Regions from separate parts of the Mus musculus genome. Here region 2 is linked to region 1. A link is a contact called in ENCODE Hi-C data. All regions are on one chromosome and are shown on one strand. The core of a region is the stretch at or near the end of the contact, and the rest is flanking DNA. Distances in the headings are between cores, read along the strand shown.

Region 1 (5,534 bases), core at 2,266-4,765:
TCATGATAAAAATTTAACTTGCAAAAAAATTAACTTGCTTAATCTTAGATGAATACTCTTAATAAGATATTTAGCTGCTGTTCATTTTAGAGTAGACACATATCTCAATTGCTCACTGCATTTTACTGGCAGGCTAGAAAAGACAATAATTAAATATGTATTTGACCTCTGGTCTGAGACTTTACTGGGACTAAAAAATCTTAGATGCTGACATCTGGACTCATTTAATCAAACTCCCAAGTCATACCATTGTTTTGTGTCAAAGGAGACGAATATATAATACCTTTAATTTTGATAATGATATATTTATATATAATTAACCAGTCCTCTAAAACTATACACAAAGGAAACATGAAAACATTGTATCTGTTTAATATCCTGAAAATCTTAAATGGGGATATTTACAGAGGTTCTTATTACTGGTAGATAATTGCATCCTCACCATAGATTTGTAATATCTGTATTATGGCTGGAATCCTTTTAGCCTGACTCTGTTTTCATTGTGCTTAATTAGAAACTTATAAAATTTGTAATTGGGTAAACATTCATTTTTTCCCTGTGGAGATAAATGCCCATATATGAGACAGAGTATGAGAGAGCCAAACCTGTATACAAGTAGTTGCACACTACACAACAATAACAGTAACAGAAAGTCATTACAAAAGAGGACAGAGAATAAAAAGTTATTTTATAAGAAACCCCACACCTATAAATTAGCACCTTTAACTATCTGTCCATAATGGAAGAACCTGGACACACACTATTTCTTCAAGGCTGACATTACTAATGACATGAGAAACTCCTTAAAATGTTTGGGAAATAATCTTAAACAACAATTCTCACAAGCCAAATTAAAAGGAAACTTTTGGAAAGGAAATTTGTAACTCATCAAAGTATGTATATGAATGGAAGCCAACTGTACATCCATAGCAAATCCAATACTACACTTGATGAATAAAAATTGTACACAGCAGCCTAGAGAAACTGAAAGATACCCATGATTGCTTGAGGATCAACTACTTATAGGCTCTGAAGAACATTAATATGCATTGATTTCAGAATCAGTGCCTGCTGTAAGCCTACTGCTTACTGAATATATACATTTTTTATAGTACAATAAACACTCAGTGCTATTTCTTAAGAAAACTGTCTTTAGAATACTTATCTAGCAGCACTCCCTAAATGGCCATGTTGCTTAGAAGTGGGGTATGCAAGAGTCACCTAGGAATTCTCAAGTTCATTATCATCACTTTTTAAATGCCCAGAGCTGGCTTTGTAACTGCTGTGGTTGTGATAGGCTGAAGTCTTAAACACATGTCATTTAGTATTATGTACATTATCAAAATATATTGACCACAGTTAAATTAGTTTACAGAATATATGGCTCCAAGAAGGAATTTTCAAGAACCTCAAGTTATGCACTTGTGCTGTACAGTCTACTCATTTAATCAGTCTCTCTAATTCCCAACTTTTGGATCCTCAGAGTATTCATTCTTTTCAGATAATGGAACGTGCTAAGGAGAAAGCATAGTTCAGAGCCACACCTTTGAATCAATTGGAAAATACTGACCTCTAGTGTTCCAGAAGGTAGAGAAACTACCTCAGTAACAAAGGTCATTTCCTAACTAAAGCTCTTGGTCTGTCTTCTGTGAACCATGGGAAGACTTTCAAGGAGAAGGGGAAAAGAGATAACGGGAACCAAAGAGAAGGGGGAAAAGCCAGTTGAGAAAAATCAATTTACCTGACTTAAACTTGCCTCAATATATCCTCTAAAATAATTTACTAGCTTATCTCAACCTGATGTAGAGGATAGTCACTTTGGCCTTCCTTTATAACATAAACTTTAAGAAAATATTACAACTATGGATTGCGATATTTCTAATCTTTGGATCACAGAAACACTGACTGTACTTTGAATATCTATCCACTTGTGTTTCCTCTAGAACACAAGTTCTGGGACAAGATAATGTAAGGATTTAGGAATAGGGCAGAGGGGTCTTCTGTAGTAAGTCAGTTCACCTTTTATTTTTTAAATTGATACTGATACCACAACTTACAAAAGTAAAATAAAGTTGATCTTATCTGTATAATATTAGTTGATCTAATCTGAGGTTCATTTTAGGAATAGAAGATGAGAGAAAAAACCCAGAAACTTGAGGGACGGTAGTAAGCCATCCTTGCAAACAACACAGATGGCTTAATTGCATACTTTCTCATTTAGGAGTTCCCAGGGAAGGAAAAACTTCTCTTCCTCTGCTTAGAGAAGCAGCTGAGCAATTGAGCTTGAACCTCTCACAGCTTTAGTGAATTATTCAAGTTTGACAAACTTGATTCTTTAAATAAATAGTGCAGGTGGCAGATTTCTGGGAGTCAAACATTCCTGCCTATTAAATTCAGTGTTCTATGCTTGCTAAGGTGGAAATGTGGATAACATAATACATACTCATTCCTTCCTGGGCACAAGGATTTTGAGGGTGGGGTGTGCATTTTTTAAAGCACTCCCTCCTGTGATTGAGCAGCCATTGATTTCCTGGGGCAATTACATTTGGGCTACAATTCTTAGACCCAAACTCCCAAACCCTTTATATGAGTACTCATTGGTTAGAAAATGCCTACAGCAGTAGAGAGCTTGGTGCTAAGGATGGAAGTTAGGGTAGAAGTGTTCCGAAGGGCACATTGCAAATCGGTGGGAGCTGCAGTCCGCTGTTATCACCTTGCTCAGGCTCCTGAGTGTCTCTGCCCCTAGAGGCTTGTTCCTGGCCCGTGAATTCCTGGCTGAGATTAAGAACCATGAATACAGCAGGAAGTTAAGGGAAGTTTATGATTTAAAAAATAGGGCAGACAATCTAGCAGAGCAAGCTCATTAGAGCTCTGCTAACTTTTGGGGTGCTTGCAATAGTCGAACCACACTAGTTAGGGTTTTCACCCTGCTCTTTTCTTTTACCCAGAGCATATAGAGTCAGACAGTGGATAGTTATTCTCAGGAGCACCCTATCCCACCTCACCTTCCCGCCCCCAGCTCCAAGTACTCACAGTTTGTCGCTGTTAATCCTAAATGCCACAAGCCTGAGAGCACCAAAGTCAAAACGCTGTTCAGTCTTGGTACAGAATCCATTTCCCCCGAGTGAGCGATCTCTTCCAATAGAATCCCAAATTCGCAGGCACGAGCCTTGGCTTTTCTTTCTTTTCCTTTTTCTTTATTGCACTGTTCCCTCTCCTCTGCACAGCCTGACCCCCTCCCACCCCCTTGAGCCCCTCTTCTCCTTCACTCCATCCTGATCCTCAGAAGCTCTACCAAAAAAAAAAAACTGCAGCAGGGCTTCCTCTGAGATGCGAGCTGTGAGCTGCGATCGAGGTTTATAGTTCCTGCAACTGTCCCTTTCTGTGCTTGCCTTCCTCGCGTGCCTCGTCGTCTTCCGGATTCTCTTTTGTAAGGTTCAAGCTCCAGGGCAGCTCTTTGAGACCTGCTTTACCAATAGCCGAAAGCACCTCGTTCGGAAATGAGAGCTGGATTCAGCACCAGGGAAGCGGACAGCTCCTTATAGGCGCCTTGTGCGCAGCACCGCCCCCGGCTGAGCCAGCCACACACTGGTCCATAAAAGTGGCCTGGGCGGATCCTTGGTCGCTAGGATGTCCCTAGCAGAGGCTCTGCTGTGGCATGCTTTACCTACTTGCTGGTAAGCAAAGGAAAAGACTCTCTCTCTCTCTCTCTCTCTCTCTCTCTCTCTCTCTCTCTCTCTCTCTCTCTCTCTCTCTCTCTCTCTCTCCCTCTCTCTCCCTCTCTCCCTCTCTCCCTCTCTCTCCCCGTCTTTTCTATCCTTGCATTCCGAGCATCCCAGCATCCCTAAATACCCCTTCTCTTTCACCTCCTACCCAATTACAGGCATTTAAATCAGGTTTTCAAAGAATGCCTAAAGGTGTTGAAAGACAAAAGCCATAGTTCCTCCTAGGATTTTTCTCATAGAAAACTTGGTAATGACCTAACCTGATGCCTAATGCCTCTTTCTTTACTTCATAAGGGAGAGTCAAAGAAAGCATGAATTGTGTGTTCAATTTCCCTTGCAGGGTTGGATGATTGACCTGCAGGATTTTCTAATTGGGATTCCTGGTTGAGCCATTTAGGAATATGAGAGCTCCCAGATTTTCCGACCTTCTACATCTATTTCTCTCCTTGATTGCTGTTGGCACAGTTATTCCATAAGTACTGCAAGGTGATTGGTGCTGTGGATTCCAAATGAGATAAGGTGGTACCTTGGAATAAGAGAGAAATGTTTGAAAACAAATTTTAAAATGTAGGAGCTGGAGGATGAGTAGAGACAAGTGGGTGTGAGCCCATGGTTGGCTCTTAAAAGCTTTAGATCTAAAACAGAAAAGAGGTTGTGATTGCTTCCTCGGGGCTTTCCATTAGAGATCTTGATTCTGTAGCTTCTAGCATACATCTGGAACTCACTTGCTTTTCTATAGATCAACTTATTTTGTGTTTACTTGAAGCTGCCAGAAACCTGTCAAATGTTAACAAAACAAGGAGCCAGTAGTGATGTCTTTTCTGTGAAATTTACAAGCAAGTTAGAGTCTATAGACTCTACATCAGAGAAAGTTGATATCTCTCTCTCTCTCTCTCTCTCTCTCTCTCTCTCTCTCTCTCTCTCTCTCTCTCTCTCTCTCTCTCATTAGTGAGCACATGGATTTATTTTAAACCACAGATTCCTGACAGCCTTTGGTCTCAGCTTCTGGCTCTATTGCAACTGGACACTGAGATGAGTTTCAAGCAGCCTTTGCACAAATCCTGACCTTTAACCTTGTCGTCTGGGAGCTTCAGCTACTATCACTGAAATACTGAATGACAGTTCAATGGTAATTGGAATAACTGACCATTATTATACTAAAGAAAGAATGATGAAAGCCCTATAAGCTGTAAGCAAACAGCCTTCTATGTATATTTTAACTGGAAACAATTATGTCAGCAAATTTTTGGTTCACAGAAAATTCAACAAAAGTTATTGAAGCATTAACCATATACAGGAACTTTGACACCCAATATATCAATGCTGTGGAGCACACCCTTTTCTCTCCTGTTCAGAGGAAGTTATAGGAAGGAATTGGTAAAGGGACTCTAAGTCTCTTTGCTTTAGGTAGTTTTCCTTTAAAACCTTTCTAAAGATAGGCACAGAGCTGCTGCCATCCCAGTTCCTGATCTTTGAGAGTTGCAGGTTGAATGCTCCTCTTCTGGCTAGCTTGATCACACTTGAAAGGCCTCACATATACATACATACACACACACACACACACACACACACACACACACATGTGCATGACCTTTATTCACTTTGTATGTTTAAGTATATGCAATATTTAGATTTTTCTATTTCTTACAATTATTAAAATTTTAAATATATATATGTATATATGCCTGCAGGTATGTACTTGTACTCACCAAGGCCATAAAAGGTTGTCAGATCACCTGGAGCTGGAGTTACCAACAGTTATGAGTTTCCTGGTATGGGAAATAAACTCCTACCTTTTATCAGAGCAGT
Region 2 (5,534 bases), core at 1,263-3,762, 260 kb before region 1:
TTCTCATAATACAATGTCTTTCAAGTCCATTCCTGTTGTCCTCCAATCCAATTGTGACAATTTACAAGCTCCACTATTGATGGGAGAATGTGTCTTCCCTGTGCATTGGCAGAATATTCTTGCCAAACACATCTTTAAAATCATATCTGTAAAATGAAAATAATACAGATAATTTTGGGGCTGGGCAATAGCTCAGTCAGAAAAGTGCTTCCCACATAAACATGAGGACCTGAGTTTGATCCTCAGGTCCATTTTTGTTTTTTAATTAAAAGTTGATGGTTAAAAGTTGAATCACACTTCCAAGAAAGTTCAGATAGCCATATTTCTTAGGCTCACTGATCTGTCTCCTTCATGAGTTCATGGTAAAGACTCATTAAATAAGGTGAATGGACAGGTACCTGAGTGGACTTGTAACGTACATATTCATAAGCATGCACACACAAAAGTACATAAATCCTTACACTGACATGAACCTCACACTGACATATACACACATACTCCAATGTGCCAACATAATAAACTCACAGGGACACACTGATAGCTAGTTATCTCTCACATTTATTTAGTGTCCATATCAGTAGCATTACGAAAGGTCAGTCAAAAAGTGTACAAACTTTCTACTTACTGTGAGTCTCAGATGCTAGAAAAGATAATAACAATTAATAGTAATAAAACCTCTCACAACACTTGAGGTTAGTAATGCTAATAATTCTGTCCACCTCTTCCAGGATACTCCCTAAGCCAAGGAAGATGGTAAGTATGTGTGATATCAACATCTAGGGATGGCATGGCCATTACATTTTGCAATTCATGGCAGCTGTGATTACCTGCACAAGATCAGTGGAAGATCAGGCCTTCAACATTCTTTCCCAGAGGAAGAGCTCATCCTGCCCCATATCCTCTTAGGATCTATAGGCAGTTAAAAGTTGGAGGGGAGAAAAAGATATTTTCTTCAGTGAAATAGCCACTGGTGCATTTTCCATGCTCCTGTAATAACCCCCAATCTAGGCTCCTGTAAGCAATCTTGATGAAAATCATTAGACAATCTCTCAAAAGAAAGAACATGAAAAGGCTTAGTGTGACCATTTGGGACATGAAAGGAGATCAGCAGAAGGGGGAAGAAAACAAAAAGATAACAGGGGTATAAATATTGTTTAAACATATTATATAGATCTATGAAAATAAAAATAACAATTCCAATCACTTACACATAACTATATGGATGTGTAATCACACAAATACACATTTATGTGTAGTAAAGTATGTGTGGGTGTCCCTACTGCAGATGTGTGTGTGGAGGCAAGAGGATGATGTCAAATGTCCTTCTCTATTATTCTACATCTTATTTCATTAAGACAGAATCCCTCATTAAACTTGGGACTAGTATGCCACTAAGCAAGAACCAGACATCTTCTTGTCTCTACTCATTAAAGCTCTGTGTGTGGCCATATCAAAATTTTATAAGTGCTGTGATTTGAACACATGGCTGTGTCACATACACTTTTACCTCCTGAGCCTATGCATGTAGCTTTATGTTCTTCGAAATAAGAGTCATTTTCTTGACTGTTTCAAAGCAAAACCAGTATGGATGACTACAAAGCCCCATCATGTCCCTGTCTTTGCCAGTATATAATGGTGTAAAGACAGAGAACTTAGGTCTGTGTGGTAGTTACGTCCCAAGTCCTGCATGAGTGCTTAGGACTTTACACTGCTAAATGTGTTTCACATTGCCAGAACCCTGCTGTGATGAGCTGATTAGCCTGATCTTCACAGAGATGGCAACTTCTCATCCATGCTGCATACCTTTCCCTCCACTCAGACTAGCCCATAACCCTCAAGAGAGAGCTCTCGCTTCAAGTGTGAGTCATCTATTCAAGCTGCATATTTTAAAGTGTGAAAAAACAGGGTTATATTATTTTTCCCACTTCACATAGGCTTTCTACTTTTGCTTCTCAAAAATAGGTTGCTTGCCGGGAACATTTTCCTGAAAATTCTCCCAAGCTGTGAACATAATCTTATATACGGGACATTTTATATTTATCCACAGCTGCATATTAGAAAAATATATATTCCTCCCTGGATACTCATGCTGTATAAACAATGCAAATCTTTGCCCTAGAAAAAAGCTATAACTTTTATTTATTTATTATTATAACATAATTCATTCCCTAATTTAATTCAAAATGATAAATGAGAACAGAAATAGAAGCTGAGCCCCTAAAGAGTGACATAACTGATCATCTTTTGCAATGTGGACATTTATACCTCAAAATTAAATGGCATACGAGCAGAAGGGTTATATCCCACAGAACCCTGGCAGCTTTAATAATTCTGCCACCACTCATGGGGTTGTTGGTCACAGGAGATTCTTTACTGGGTTTCCTGTCTACAAGGACATTTACCTTTAGAGTGAGTATTAATGACCATGGCCCCAAGTGTGAGAATTTCAGTGTTTTGGCCATTAACATGTCCATACAATAAATTCTAGTCAGTCCCAAAGCTTTGTGGAGTAACCACTTTGTTGAAGACTCAGTTTTGGCCCTATCCAAAAGTATTTCTGGGATAATATGGTAGCTCATCTAAGCTATCAGCTAAGATACATGCCTCTGGGTGATCCATGAAGGTACTTCCTGGAAGGACCATCTGAGGAGGCAATACCTTTTTCCACAGTATGCAGCAACGTTATGGAAACCAAAATGTAAGAGGCCCAGGAAAGAGCTACAACTTCTACCTCTGTGGTTTCATTGCTTACATCGAAGCACATCTACGTTAGGCTGCTGAGCCTACTGCCCTGCTCCACTAACATAAGAGTCTATCTTCTGCAGCTTTCCAGTAGGGACCACTGGCTTGCATCCAGTCTTGCAGACTGAACAGATACTTGGTTTTCAACTTTTCCATCCTGCAGATGGCCATTGTTAAACTACACAGCTGGTATGAGGTATAGCAATCCAATGAACTCTCTGTGTCTTAGGTAATCACTCTTCTTGTGCTGATGCTCTGGAGAGCCTTAACTAATACAGATGGCAAGTAGGCATTAGTCAACCCCCACTCTTCCCCATGCTGCATGCATTTTCCATGCAGAAGCAGATGATGCTTTAAAATTATGAATCTTAAAATAGAGTTTTATCATAAAACACTGAAGAGAGAGAGAAAGGGAGAGAGATCAGATAATGCACAGTTCCTAATGATAATGAGGACAATAAATAATTTTAAAGCTTTCACAGCATGTTAAAAAAAACAACAACAACAACAAAAAAATAAAACCTTGAATCTATATGCTCTGTTTAATACATCCATACAATGCGTAAGCCAGCAAAAGTGCATGCAGTTTCTAGTCTATGAAGGGGAGGTGTTTTCTTATAAAACAGAACAAGATGCAAACTCTTCAGCCTATGTGGGAGATCAAAATAAAGAAAAAGCCAAGCTCGCCAAATGCATCCTAATTGACTGGTGAGTCTGAGTTTTATGGATTGATTTCATCTGGCCATGAAGACTCAGACATTAATATGCAATAGGGTAAAAGAGGATATAAACTTCACAGTGCAGGAGTTGAAGGAAGAAGAACAGAACATCAGTCAAAGATGACAGGGCCAACATCTGTCAAGAGAAAGTTTCAGTGAGAATTCTCCTCTTCTGCTAAGGTGTCGAAAGGACAACAACTTGTCTTACAGGAGGTATATGCCTAGAAAGCTCTTGACAAATGCACTAAAGAAAATGAGATTTTATGCATCACAGTGCCATATATAAATCATTATAAGGGTTGCATAACTCTTTTTTTCTTCAATAGAAGGTGAAATTTAACTTCTCCCAGAGTCCCAGGCTTTCAACACCAGATGTCAGGCGACTTCTGAGATATCTAGCCCTGGGGACTAAGCACTTAGCTGGTTCTTAGTCTTTCCACTGTGGAACAGTTTTTCTTGGACTACCCAACTGCTAAAATTGAAACCAATCTAATAAGCCTTCTTGCAACACCTGTTCCTTTGGTGGCTATGCCCCCCCCCCCCAGATTGGATATAATAATCTCAGTTTAAGGTTTTGTGCCCCAGCAATAGTCAGTGATTTACCATTTCTTTGTAGCTTTTTTGGCTAATAGCCTTTAATGTCCATATCTCTGAAGCATGGAGTATTTCTCTTCACATTCTGTGGCTGTCTCTGTGACTGATATATCACAAAGAATAGAGGAAGGTGAGAACCCCATTCTTACTCCAGCCAATCAAAAGGTCAGTTAATCCATGACTGTCTACAGACACAGAGACATAATCTGTGCTGTAGAAGTGGTACAGAGACACTAAGATCAACAAAGATAGGAAGTGGAGAGTCATGAGGTAGGTCATCTTATATCCAAATTTAAAAAAAACAAAACAAAACAAAACAAAACACCTATCAAAGTTGGTAGGCTCCCCAGCTCTACCAATGCTATATTGAATTGCCAGTTAACTTTGTTTGACTATACTTTGCTATTCTGCCTTCAAGTCTTTTGTTCATTAGCTTATGGCAACAAGGAATCCATCTGGTAGCTGTTGTCAATTCTCTCAGTCCTGTTCCTTTAGGAAACCCTGATTCTTACAGGAGAGATTAACTAGCTTGTTCCTAGTAACAGCTAGGAGTGTTTGGAGCCTGATTGAGGCCAAGAGTGGGAAGTCAAATGTGTGGTGGGAGGGACAAGAAAGCTGGACACACAGGCACATACTTTGTTTGATTGTTTGTTTGGTTGTTTGTCTCATTGTGGCACTGACCTGAAACCTCATAGAAAGAAAACAATATTGTCTGTAATTCTCATGCTACAAATGTAAATGTGAATGCCCTTTATTTCTGTGTAATCCAGATAGGGCTATTGGAGCAGAAGACAAGTCCCAGGCTCCCGACCACCTCTCTACCACTTAGATAAGCCACAGTGGCCACACACACCTTGTGCAGATGCCAGTATTCTGTAATGCTTCCTTTACAATGAGCTAGCTATGTAGGCTACACCACAAAACTTTGCCTTTCTCTCTTCCCAAATTTTCAGTCATCAAATTTCTCAGACATGTAACCCCCTGTAGGTACATTCTTTTTCTTACAATGCTTTCTAGATGTATAGTGTTGAGAGTTTTGTTCAGTGACACTTTCTTAGTTTCAGAGAATGTTGTCAATTGATTCAGGATGGAGGGATGATTTTCAAGTGGCAATTTAACCAAGTGAGCATAACACGTGATGATGACCCCATTAATGAAGTGAACAAGAGAGTCAGCACCTCTATCATCATAATGTGCAGAAAGGCTCTGCCATTCACTCAGACTTTAATAGAAGCAGAAGATGAAAAGCATTGATGAGCTAGAAAGTGACATGATATTTTTGTCCTGGCAGGAATGAGAATATTCTAGAATCACTGTGCCCTTTCCTTTGGTTTTCAGACTACTGAAATGATGGAGCCCAAATAAGTGGAATTCTCCCTGAAACTATTTCAGGAGAAAAGGCTGAAGCCTTAGTGCCAGTAACATAGAAGCTTATCTCTCAGGAAAAGATTCCACACAGTTCCACAACTTGGGCAGGGG

Evidence for each region. A loop is a pair of places that touch in the nucleus more often than their neighbours do.
Region 2: a map of left cerebral cortex shows a loop between it and region 1 (2.6-fold over the local background). The contact joins the enhancer-like site here to the promoter of Cntnap5a in region 1. A Hi-C loop is called at or near these places in 1 of 37 maps with a recorded cell type or tissue (left cerebral cortex).

The regions. Positions count from the first base shown.
Region 1 is chr1:115,682,718-115,688,251 of GRCm38, reverse strand. It overlaps Cntnap5a (contactin associated protein-like 5A), which reads right to left and starts at 3,515. Exons shown (of 24, transcript NM_001371013.1): 1 at 3,034-3,515. The coding sequence starts at 3,115. It overlaps LOC108167704 (a long non-coding RNA gene), which reads left to right and starts at 3,306. Exons shown (of 5, transcript XR_001779333.2): 1 at 3,306-3,677; 2 at 4,675-4,854.
Region 2 is chr1:115,942,460-115,947,993 of GRCm38, reverse strand. All of the region lies in intron 3 of Cntnap5a (contactin associated protein-like 5A), which reads right to left. Among named protein-coding and RNA genes, the nearest start is that of Cntnap5a, 260 kb to the right of the region's middle. Within about 2 kb of position 2,512, at least 1 of the 3 ENCODE cell types and tissues checked has a DNase peak (open chromatin) inside an H3K27ac peak, as active enhancers do; it is left cerebral cortex, where a contact is called at or near this core.